Regions from separate parts of the Homo sapiens genome. Here region 2 is linked to region 1. A link is an interaction called in ENCODE POLR2A ChIA-PET data of the cell type or tissue named here. Cell type or tissue: PC-3. All regions are shown on one strand.

The links. Peaks named below come from ENCODE experiments on the same cell type or tissue, not always from the same donor. Only the 100,000 strongest peaks of a DNase experiment are listed, where the experiment ranks them.
Region 2: POLR2A ChIA-PET joins it to region 1 with 5 read pairs; 2 of 35 experiments call an interaction of 5 or more read pairs at or near these places.

What each region holds. Positions count from the first base shown.
Region 1 is chr21:24,776,636-24,781,635 of GRCh38, reverse strand. No RefSeq gene overlaps it. Among named protein-coding and RNA genes, the nearest start is that of LINC01692, 61 kb to the left of the region's middle. In PC-3, no CTCF peak of the experiment used is centred here; no DNase peak of the experiment used is centred here.
Region 2 is chr21:25,194,347-25,199,346 of GRCh38, reverse strand. No RefSeq gene overlaps it. Among named protein-coding and RNA genes, the nearest start is that of LINC00158, 230 kb to the left of the region's middle. In PC-3, no CTCF peak of the experiment used is centred here; no DNase peak of the experiment used is centred here; H3K27ac peaks cover 1,401 bases.

The DNA of each region.
Region 1 (5,000 bases):
TCTGATAGGTTGAAAGTGTTAAATATTTCTCTTATATACGGTTTTGAAATTATCTTTTAAGGTACAGGCACATTGAATTTTACTCTTTTAAAGACCTTATTTCTCAAGTCCTTTATGGCTGCTACAAAGCATTTGTTTAGTTTCTGTCATCTCAAGTATATTCTCACTCTGTTCTCTATAGCTAATTCTATTCAAGGACAGAGTACTTGTTTCTTCTCTTCTTAGTGAAAAATTAAACAATGGAGAGTGAGCAAATGCAGGATGTGTCAAAGCAATCAACGCCACAAGGCTCTTTAAAGACCTATATTTAGTTTATTCATAGATCATGCAGCAGATAGACGTGGTCCACTTAAAATTTCCATTAGAAGACTGTCAGAGCAGCTGAGCAAAAATTATTTTCACTGTGAAGCTGACAGTATTTGAAGAAGAAAAATCTTTATGCATTTAAATAATAAGAAGGGTAACAATCATTTACATAATTTGTAGGCTGTAATGTAGTTTGTAAACACTACACTTCATTGAAACTGTTTCTTTGTTAGCAAATTATTGTATTACAGTGGGATCTATGATGATATGAAGTTACTATCATTGCTTTGTTCTCTATACATAAGGGGAAATCCAATCAAACGTTAGTTTTTTTGTGTTTCTTTCTTTCTTTCTTTCTTTTTTTTTGAGACGGAGTCTTGCTCTGTCGCCCAGGCTGGAGTACAGTGGCATGATCTCAGCTCACTGTAAACTCCATCTCCCAGATTCAAGCAATTCTCTTGCCTCAGTCTCCAGAGTAGCTGGGATTACAGGCATGTGCCACCACGCCCAGCTAATTTTTGTATTTTTAGTAGAGACGGGGTTTCACCATGTTGGCGAGGCTGGTATTGAACTCCTGACCTCAGGTGATATATCCACCTTGGCCTCCCAAAGTGCTGGGATTATAGGCATGGGCCACCGTGCCTGGCTGAAAGTTAGTCTTATTATTAGGAAAAAATAATTGTTTCTCATCTTTTTCAGATACTAGGTAAGAATTTAGCTGTTTATAACTTGGATCTACATATTTAATCTGAAATATTTTAGCTTTTTTTTTTAATTTCAGAGGTTAGGTATTAGCATTCAAAAAGGCATTAATAACACAACATTCTGACCAATGTAAACAAAAAAACAAAATATAGTTAATCATGTTAATCATGTAAAGGCAGTCTCTGACTTTTAAAATCACAATATTTTATCTTCCTGAGTGTAATTATACTTTATTTTATTTTAACAAAAATAATAACTCTTTCAAATATAGTAGTACTGGTTACATTTGTAATGAACGACTATTTACCAGTCAAGTGGAAACATTGTACTTCAATATTAAAAAGTTATAATTCAATATTGAAAAAATGGTTTATTACATTCTATTTATGTAATAATATTGACTAAAATTTATCAGTACATTAATAAATATATTATATTTCATATTTTCTACGATTTATGGCAAGTTCCCATTTTTTTCTCCCTTTCGGAGTACCTTTTAGTCTTCTGGACATTTAATTTTCCATAAGAATTTTAGAATATTTTTGTTTATCACCACAACTACTATCTCACTATAAATGATATCAATCAACAGTCTACATTTAATCCATATAACTTCTTAATGATTCATCAACTAAATGAGCACTTGAAATTACAGCATATTTAGTCTTTTCAGAATTGTTGATAAATATATTTAAATGCCAGATTGCATTTGCCGAAAATTATACTGGTTGTCTTAAAATATTGCCTCATAGCCACCAGTTGAGAGACACCTGTCTGAGTCACCTGGATATGCTTGCCAGCTTTCATTCCATGGCGTATCCTGAAGGGACCCTGTTTCAGCTCCAGTTCCTTTTGGCTGCAGACAGGGAGAAATCTTCCCTGTGCAGGAAACAGTTGGGAGACTCTCCCATCTGTGCCACCATGACAGGATTACCAGCCTCTATCCTACAGCAGATTAAGTGGTCCTGAAGCTCAACTCTAGCCTCTTTATAGTGCAGCCTGGGAACAATCCTGATGGCACAGAGAGATGCTGAGAAATATGCCCATGAGCACCAACTGGACGGGCTTGCTGGCATCCATCATAAAGCAGATCCTGATGGGACCCTGTCTCAGCCTCAACCCTTCTCTGCTGCAGCCTCAGACGTACCCGACCCGTGTAGGTAACTCATGGGAGAGACAGTCCGAAAGGCATGCTGGCTCTGTCCCATTGCAGTTCCAGAAGGTGCCCTGAATTTTAGCTCTAGCCCCTGTCAACTGCAGTCTGTAAGCCTGTCCATACAATAAACAATAATATTGATAAATATAAATAAAAAATTATTATTGTTTTTTCTGATGTTCAATGTTGAATATCATTTTCCACAGCTTTTGTTTCCTTTGCATTAATACTATGAAGTTTCAGGATGCATCCTATAAAGAACATAATTCAAATTCAGCTGGTGGTTAATTTTATCATGTATTGTGGTGTTTTTGCTCACATTTTAAAATCACTCTGAATAAAATGTGTTCATTCACTTGAGATCAATTTTTCTTACTCATTCTTCTCACTTGACATCTCACATAAGCCTAATTGGTACATTTTGTCAAAGTACCCCACTGAGTAAAGTACACAAAGAGATTTCTTTAAAGTCATCTAAGGAGATAAGTTACTATAATAAATCCAGATTAGTCAAAAGAAATAGGTAAGAGGATAAAATAAACAAATTCAGCTTGCTGATAAACAGTATGTATATAGAGAAAACACCTATATTCAACTTTTTTTAACTTCCTTCCTGCCAAGTAATTACTTACTTTCTTTGTATTTTTAATTTGGTATCCAAGAGACACTCGAACAACAAGAAAACAAAGTCAAATAAGAAAGAAGTAAAATAAGGCAAACCATCATTATTCTGTACTTCACTGGACTCCGTAGTTGTTATTCAGATTTGCTTTAAACTGACTGATCATATGAATTGATGGGGTGCTCTCCAGTGCAACTGTGTCTCTGACAACGGGAGCAATATAACTCTATTTCCTAATCATACTAGCATGTCGACTAACAGCTTTATATTGGAAAATAAATTTCATGCAAAGAACACCAGGCACAAAGAGAAAAATGTAGGAAGGCATGAGTAAAAACAATAAGAGCCAAGATGAATGAGGTAGATACAGGACCATAAATCTTAGAAATTCCACTTGTTTACTGTTGATCATTCAGCTATCTGAGAAGCAGCAAGAAATTGGTCTTTTGATTCTGACTTTGTGCTTCCCCATGAAAATTAACTCCAGTAGAACTAGGTTCAATAATTTTAATTAGTTGCTTTTACCTGCTGGACATAGAAAAAATTTGAAATCCAGCATAATTGAGTACCTGTTTTGTGGCCCAATAATATGTATTTCAAACATTGTTTAAACCCTAGAAGAATGATTGGCCTCTGCACATGCATGTAGGAAAATTCTGACCAACGGTCTTTATTTATATATCGCACTGAATCAGGAAGGTGTTTTATTACAGCACTTCTTCCCCCTTCTCCAAAAGAAAAAATCAACAGAGAATAGAGGTTCTAAGAGAACATTCCTATCAGTCTGCTGTTCAGAAAATAATGCAAATTCTGAATCCTCCAAAATGACAAAACTTAACTGATTGTTCCATACAATTAAATAGTTATTTTTAAACTAAAAATAATGCATCATCTTGGGATAATGAATCCCCTCTTAAATATAAATGTGTATCATTATTCACTATTCAGCGATTTGAGTGATTTAATTATTTGAGTTAAAAATAAACTAATGTAAGAATAATAATTAAAAACTCTAATTATATTACATTGATATTTAAGAAGGGACAGCCGACTGATAGGGATGTTCTCTTAGAACCTCCATTCTCTGTTGATTTCCTTTTAGAGAAGGAGAAGTGGTGCTATAATAAAGCATCTTCCTGATTCGGTGCCATATTTAAGTAAAGACTGTTGGTCAGAGTTTTTCTACATATACGTGCAGAGGTCATTCTTTTTGATTCCCTCTTGCAAATAAAGTGACTAATATAGAGACCAAAAACATTTTGTGAACATTAATGTCTCTCTGCCTATGGAAGATTTCCATTAATTATAGTTTTCTTGATATTTTAGTAGCATATCTGAAAATTTTAGTGTAAAATCTAAGTTTAAATATAACTAGAAAAAAATGTTGAAACATTTTAAAATCTAACATATAGTGACAAACTAGAACAATTCAGAATAGCATCTATCCATTTTCTGTAGTATAAAAATAAACAATTGTTATAGTTTGTGTTAAAGTATATCTATTGCTTCCCTGAGAGTTAAAGGCTAAAAAAAATAAAAGTAAAGAGTGTAAAAAAAAATAAAAAAACTGTGAACTTACATAAGAAAACAGACAACTTCCTTATCAAAAGTGACCTAACAGTTATCTGGAGTTAAAAGGCTTATATTTGGAAAGTTAGGAACTTCCATTGATATGTTAATATTTTATCACTCAGAGCTATGCCTTACTGAGATATAAAAGATCTCTTGGTACTTTTAAAATTTCATAAATTAAAAAAATTTAGAAGCAGGTGTGGTGGTGCACACCTACAGTCTCAGCTATTCTGGAGGCTGAGGCGGGAGGATCACTTCAACCCAGAAGTTGAAGGATGCAGTCAGCTATGGTCATTCCACTACATTCCAGTCTGAGCTACAGAGTGAGACCCTGCATTTTTTTAAAAAAAGAATAGATGAAATTATGCTTTATTATGCTTTCATTGGTCATTTTATTCTTTTTTATATCATAAAGATATAGTGCAGTATAACTTTTTCCATGTTATTGATAAAAAATAGTAATTTTTATCTGCATCTAAGGGAGTTTGTTTCATGAAAGCATGGATTGAATTTGCTTACTATTTTCTCTCTCCAGTTAGCTCAGTTTCTACTAATGAGTAGGTACTTAAATATATTAGTGAAGTAGATTAATAAAGGAATAAAAATGTGCACTTACTATGATTAAACAATATAAGTAGA
Region 2 (5,000 bases), 420 kb before region 1:
ACAGAAAAGGAAAAAAAGAAATAAAAAAGTATAACATGGTAGAAAAAAACTCAAAAACAAGTACGACCCAAAAGCTTTCATTTGTAGTTTACTTTAAAAGTTTTTCTCTATTCACAATCTTTCTAATTCAAATGAAAAATGGTATTTTAGATTAGCATGTTGCTTAGTAAACAAAATTAATTGAGGCATTAAGTGAATGGTCTTTACATTTCTTCAGGAAAGTAATCCGTGCAAGAAAAGGTGCTCTCTGGTGCTTGTATTTCCGAGAAATACTAGAAAGTGGTAGGAAGGCTCCAAGGGCAAATGCCTAAATTTCACTCTTTCTGTCTAACATTTACAACATTCTGCAGTGAACCTGAATGCCCCCAAATTCCCATGTCTTCAGAGATCACCCTTCTCGTTATTATGTAGGTAACACATAACACAACCTCGGCCATCTTCCCATTGATGGCAGTAAATTCTTGCTTTTTATGGGGTTCTGTCCTTGTTAAGTTTAAATACTACTGGGATCCTTAAATGTTTGACAGATCCATTCTATGTGGCTGCTTGTCATCTCTTGCTAGAGATTTCTGTTCAGAGCGCTCTGTTGCTTTTGGCCCTCTCATTATCTTCTCTCTGCACACTGTTAGGCTACATTCAGGGTCACACCCTCTACCCGCCCTGGTAACATAATCATACATTCAAATTGTTCTCCAAAGCAAAAGGCTAAGAAATCTAAAACTGTAGCCGAGTGCAGTAGCTCACGTCTGTAATCCCAGCACTTTGGGAAGCCAAGGCAGGTGAATCACTTAAGGTCAGGAGTTAGAGACCAGCCTGGCCAACATTGTGAAACCTCGTCTCTACGAAAAATTCAAAAATTAGCCAGGCATCGTGATGGGTGCCTGTAATTCCAGTACTTGGGAGGCTGAGCCGGGAGAATTGTTTGAACCTAGGAGGCTGAGGTTGCAGTGTGCCAAGATTGTGCCACTGCACTCCAGCCTGGGTGACAGAGTAAGACTCTGTCCAAAAAGAGAAAAAAAAAAACACCTCAAAGTGCCATAAAGAATTGCAAAGACCAACCTTAAAGAGACGGATGAAATTACAATGTGTGAAGGTTAATTTTATGTGTCAACTTGACTGGGCCAAGTGATGCCCACATAGCTGATAAAACATTTTTTTCTGAATGTGTCTGTGAGAGTGTTCCCAGAGGAGGTTAGCATCTGAATCAGTAAACTGAATAAGGAAGATCTACCCTCGCCAACATACACAAGCACTGTCCTATCAAAGGCCTGGATAGAACAAAATAGCAGAAGAAGGGACAATTCACATTCTCTTGTAGGGATGTCCATCTTCTCCTGTCCTCAACATCAGCGCTTGTAGTTCTTAGGCTTTCAAACTCTGATTGAGAGTTACAACCTTGATTCTCCTGCAACTCAGGCCTTTGGACCGGACTGAAGTACACAACCTGCTTCCCTGGTTCTCCAGCTTGAGATCATTTTAGTAAACAAAATTAGTTGGTTCTACAGGAAGTTAGGAGACCCATATCATCTATTTATAAATACAAAAAAAGAAACAGTGTGGTGTATCTGAGCCAATTCCCATAATAAATCTCCTCTTATATCTATCTATATCCTATTGATTCACTTTCTCTGGAGAACCCTGACTAATACCCAATGCAAAATACTCAAAACATAAGCAAAAAAAGTAAAATCCTCTTCATCAGTTATCATCACTCCTTTGAGTGCACCCAGTCTCCTCTATAGGGTTTCTTATTTGGTTTGAGTTCCTCTTTTCCCCTTCTTTTTCTCTCTACCGCAGCAGGCTGCTGCCATGCTTATTTTTCCTCAAGGGCCCTTTCAATCATTTTGCCACTCCTTAGAGTTCAGGAAATAAATGAAACTTTCCTATCCGCAACAGGTCCCACTTCCTTAATCCTCTTTCTGAATTAGTGATTGTGGAAGCATCTATTACTTCAGTCACTACGCATGCTACCCACACAGGAGCATTCTGTTGCCTGGGGCTTAGACAATCTCAAGAGTTGATGATATTTTTATCTGGCATTGGTTTGAGACTTCTTTACGAACAACGGCTACATCTATTACAACCATCTGACTCATTGTGTTTACCCAAGTGGTCTCTGCTGGTATTAAGGGGGAGGCTGTCCCCAGAACAACTTCTGATTTCTATCCAAGAAGACAGAACTGGCTTCTAATCCAAAATATTGTCTTTTTTTTCCAACTGCCAAATTTTAAGATGCAAAATCAGCTTTTGCAACAAAAAAAAATTGCTAGAAACTTTAAAATAATGATCGTTGCTTCTACACACCCTGTTGGAAACTAGTAAGGGTGTTTTGCTAAGTAGCAGCCCCTTAGTATATAGTCTTGGAGCATCATCCTTTTCTGTGGAGTCACATCAATCTTATCATCAAGCTATTGGCAGCTCTCTTATGTTTGTCATTTCTTGTTTAATGTTATTGAAATTTATATTTTAGGGTTAGTCTGTTAAAAGAAGCAGCTAGCAGCTGATTTTGTGATAGAAATATCTAAGAGTGAATGGGACATAAGAAGAATATAATTTATATATATCCTATATATATAAATACAATGTATATAAACATTCAAGTTTATGAGTAATAAACTTGAATAAAATGGCTATGTCATATGTTTGAAGTGTCATGTTTGATAAAGTATGTTTATATATTTCTTGTGCATAGAATTAATCTTAATTCATTAAAATCATCACACGCTGGCAGCATATGCATTTTAGTAGAATATCCCTCATTTGAAACAAGTATGTTTTTCTTGTTTGCACTAACATTGAGTCATTGTAAACTACTTCCTCCTACCCTGGGTTTCCTACCGTTACACAAAATTCTTCCTTACCGTGTTCTGCCTGGAGGAATAACTGTTCTTTATCTTCATGAGAGAATCTATGGAAAGAGCTGTGTGTCATGGCCTGTCCAGTGACAGTGTTTCAAGAAAAATAGCTTATTGAAATATACATGGTAGATATACCATAATTATGTGTGCCAATATGTTAAATATTTTCCATGACAAAGGAATTTATGGTATTACAGCATATATTGAAGACAGTTCAATTACATTTTTGCCGTTTTTGCAGGATGTTTTACCCTTTCCTATTTCTCTTGCTTTTCATCTATAAAAAGAAGAAAAGCTTCTTTATTTTATAAGCTTACATGTATAATCATGAAAAAAACAAACACAGAAATGATGGAGAAAGAAGGAAGCAATAAAGGAAGGAGGAAAAGAAGGAAGGGAGAAAAGAAAGAAGAAAGGAAAAACCACACTAAAGACATAAGCACCTCCATACTTATTTTCATAACCATTTTGGTGTTATTTTGTAGTAATTGAGTGCATTAAATTTTGAGGGTTTTTTTTTGCCCCAACTGTGAAGAAATAAACAAGAAGAATTGTAAAAAAAAAAAAAAAAAAGAAAAAAAAGAAAATAAGGTGCCAACATACTACTTGGCATTGCTCAGGTAAATCTCTCCTTTTAATGGCTAAGGGTCACTTCCTTTCAGAGTAACTGTACACAAATCCACAGAAATGTAGTTTGGAAGATGGTTTTCACCAAATGTTGCCTCTGAGACCCCCACAAGATGTTTTGAAAATACTTTTTAAGAGATCATAAAAATGAGATAGTAAATATATTCATGATCATGCCCAAAGACTGAATAACTCATAGAATATTCCATGGTGCTTCACCAGGGTCTTTTAAAAGTTATTCAAAATCATTCTCAGCTGAACTTGGAAAAATGTGACTTGATCTTGACAACACTCAATTATAGAGAAGAGGCCCTTGGTTTTATAATACATCCACGGGTGATTTGACCAGAATTGTTTTTATAGTTGTGGCCTCTTAGTACCAAAAGTTTTATGCATCCGAACAAATATTTCATTTATTTTAAAAGTTGTAAGTACTTTAATATTAATATACACATTTAAATACATTTTGTATATTTCAAGTTTTATGGCGTAGTGTTTAGGAATTTGAATATTATCTTACTTGAGTTTTATGATGGACTATTAGTCATAAAACACTTTTTTGGTTTTGACTTTATCTGGAAAATCTCTAGAGTATTTCAGTTCATTTTTTTAACATAGTAGATATAGTATGTACCCATATTTGTTTTTTAGAAATTTTATGATTGGCCAGGCGTGGTGGCTCACGCCGGTAATCCCAGTACTTTGGCAGGCGGAGGCAGGTGCATCACCTGAGGTCAGGAGTTAGAGACCAACCTGGCCAACATGGTGAAACCCCATCTCTACTAAAAATACAAAAATTAGCCTGGCGTGGTGGCATGCACCTGTAATCCCAGCTACTCAGGAGGCTGAGGCAGGAAAATCGCTTGAACCCAGGAGGCGGAGGTTGCGGTGAGCCGAGATGGTGCCACTGCACTCCTACCTGGGCGACAGGGCGAGACTCTATCTCAAAAAAAAAAAAATATGATTAAGGATCTTCTGTGGCCTTGTATGTTTCCACCACAAGCACTGGTATATTTATGAGAATAATGAGCTGAAATTAAATGTGTGCTGACTCGTAAAATTTTGTGGAATTGTTTCGTTTTTCTTTGTTTTTTGAGAGAGAGTCTTGCTCTGTCGCCCAGGCTGAAGTGCAGTGGTGTGACCTTGGCTCACTGCAACCTCTGCCTCCCAGGTTAAAGCGATTCACCTGCCTCAGCCTCCCAAGTAGCTGGGGTTACAGGCGTGTACCACCACGCCCAGCTAAGTTTTGTATTTTTAGTAGAGATGGGGGGTTTTGCCATATTGGCCAGGCTGCTCTCGAACTCCTGAACACAGGTGATCCACCCGCCTCAGCCTCCCAAAGTGCTGGGATTACAGGCGTGAACCACCATGCCCGGCCAGAATTGTTTTTAATCAGCCTTTGATATGTGCATTTATGTGTGTGTGTGTGTGTGTGTGTGTGTGTGTGTCTGTATGTGTTTTCGCTCTCATAAATTGAGTGAAATAATATGGTACTTTGTGGTTCTTAATTGAGGA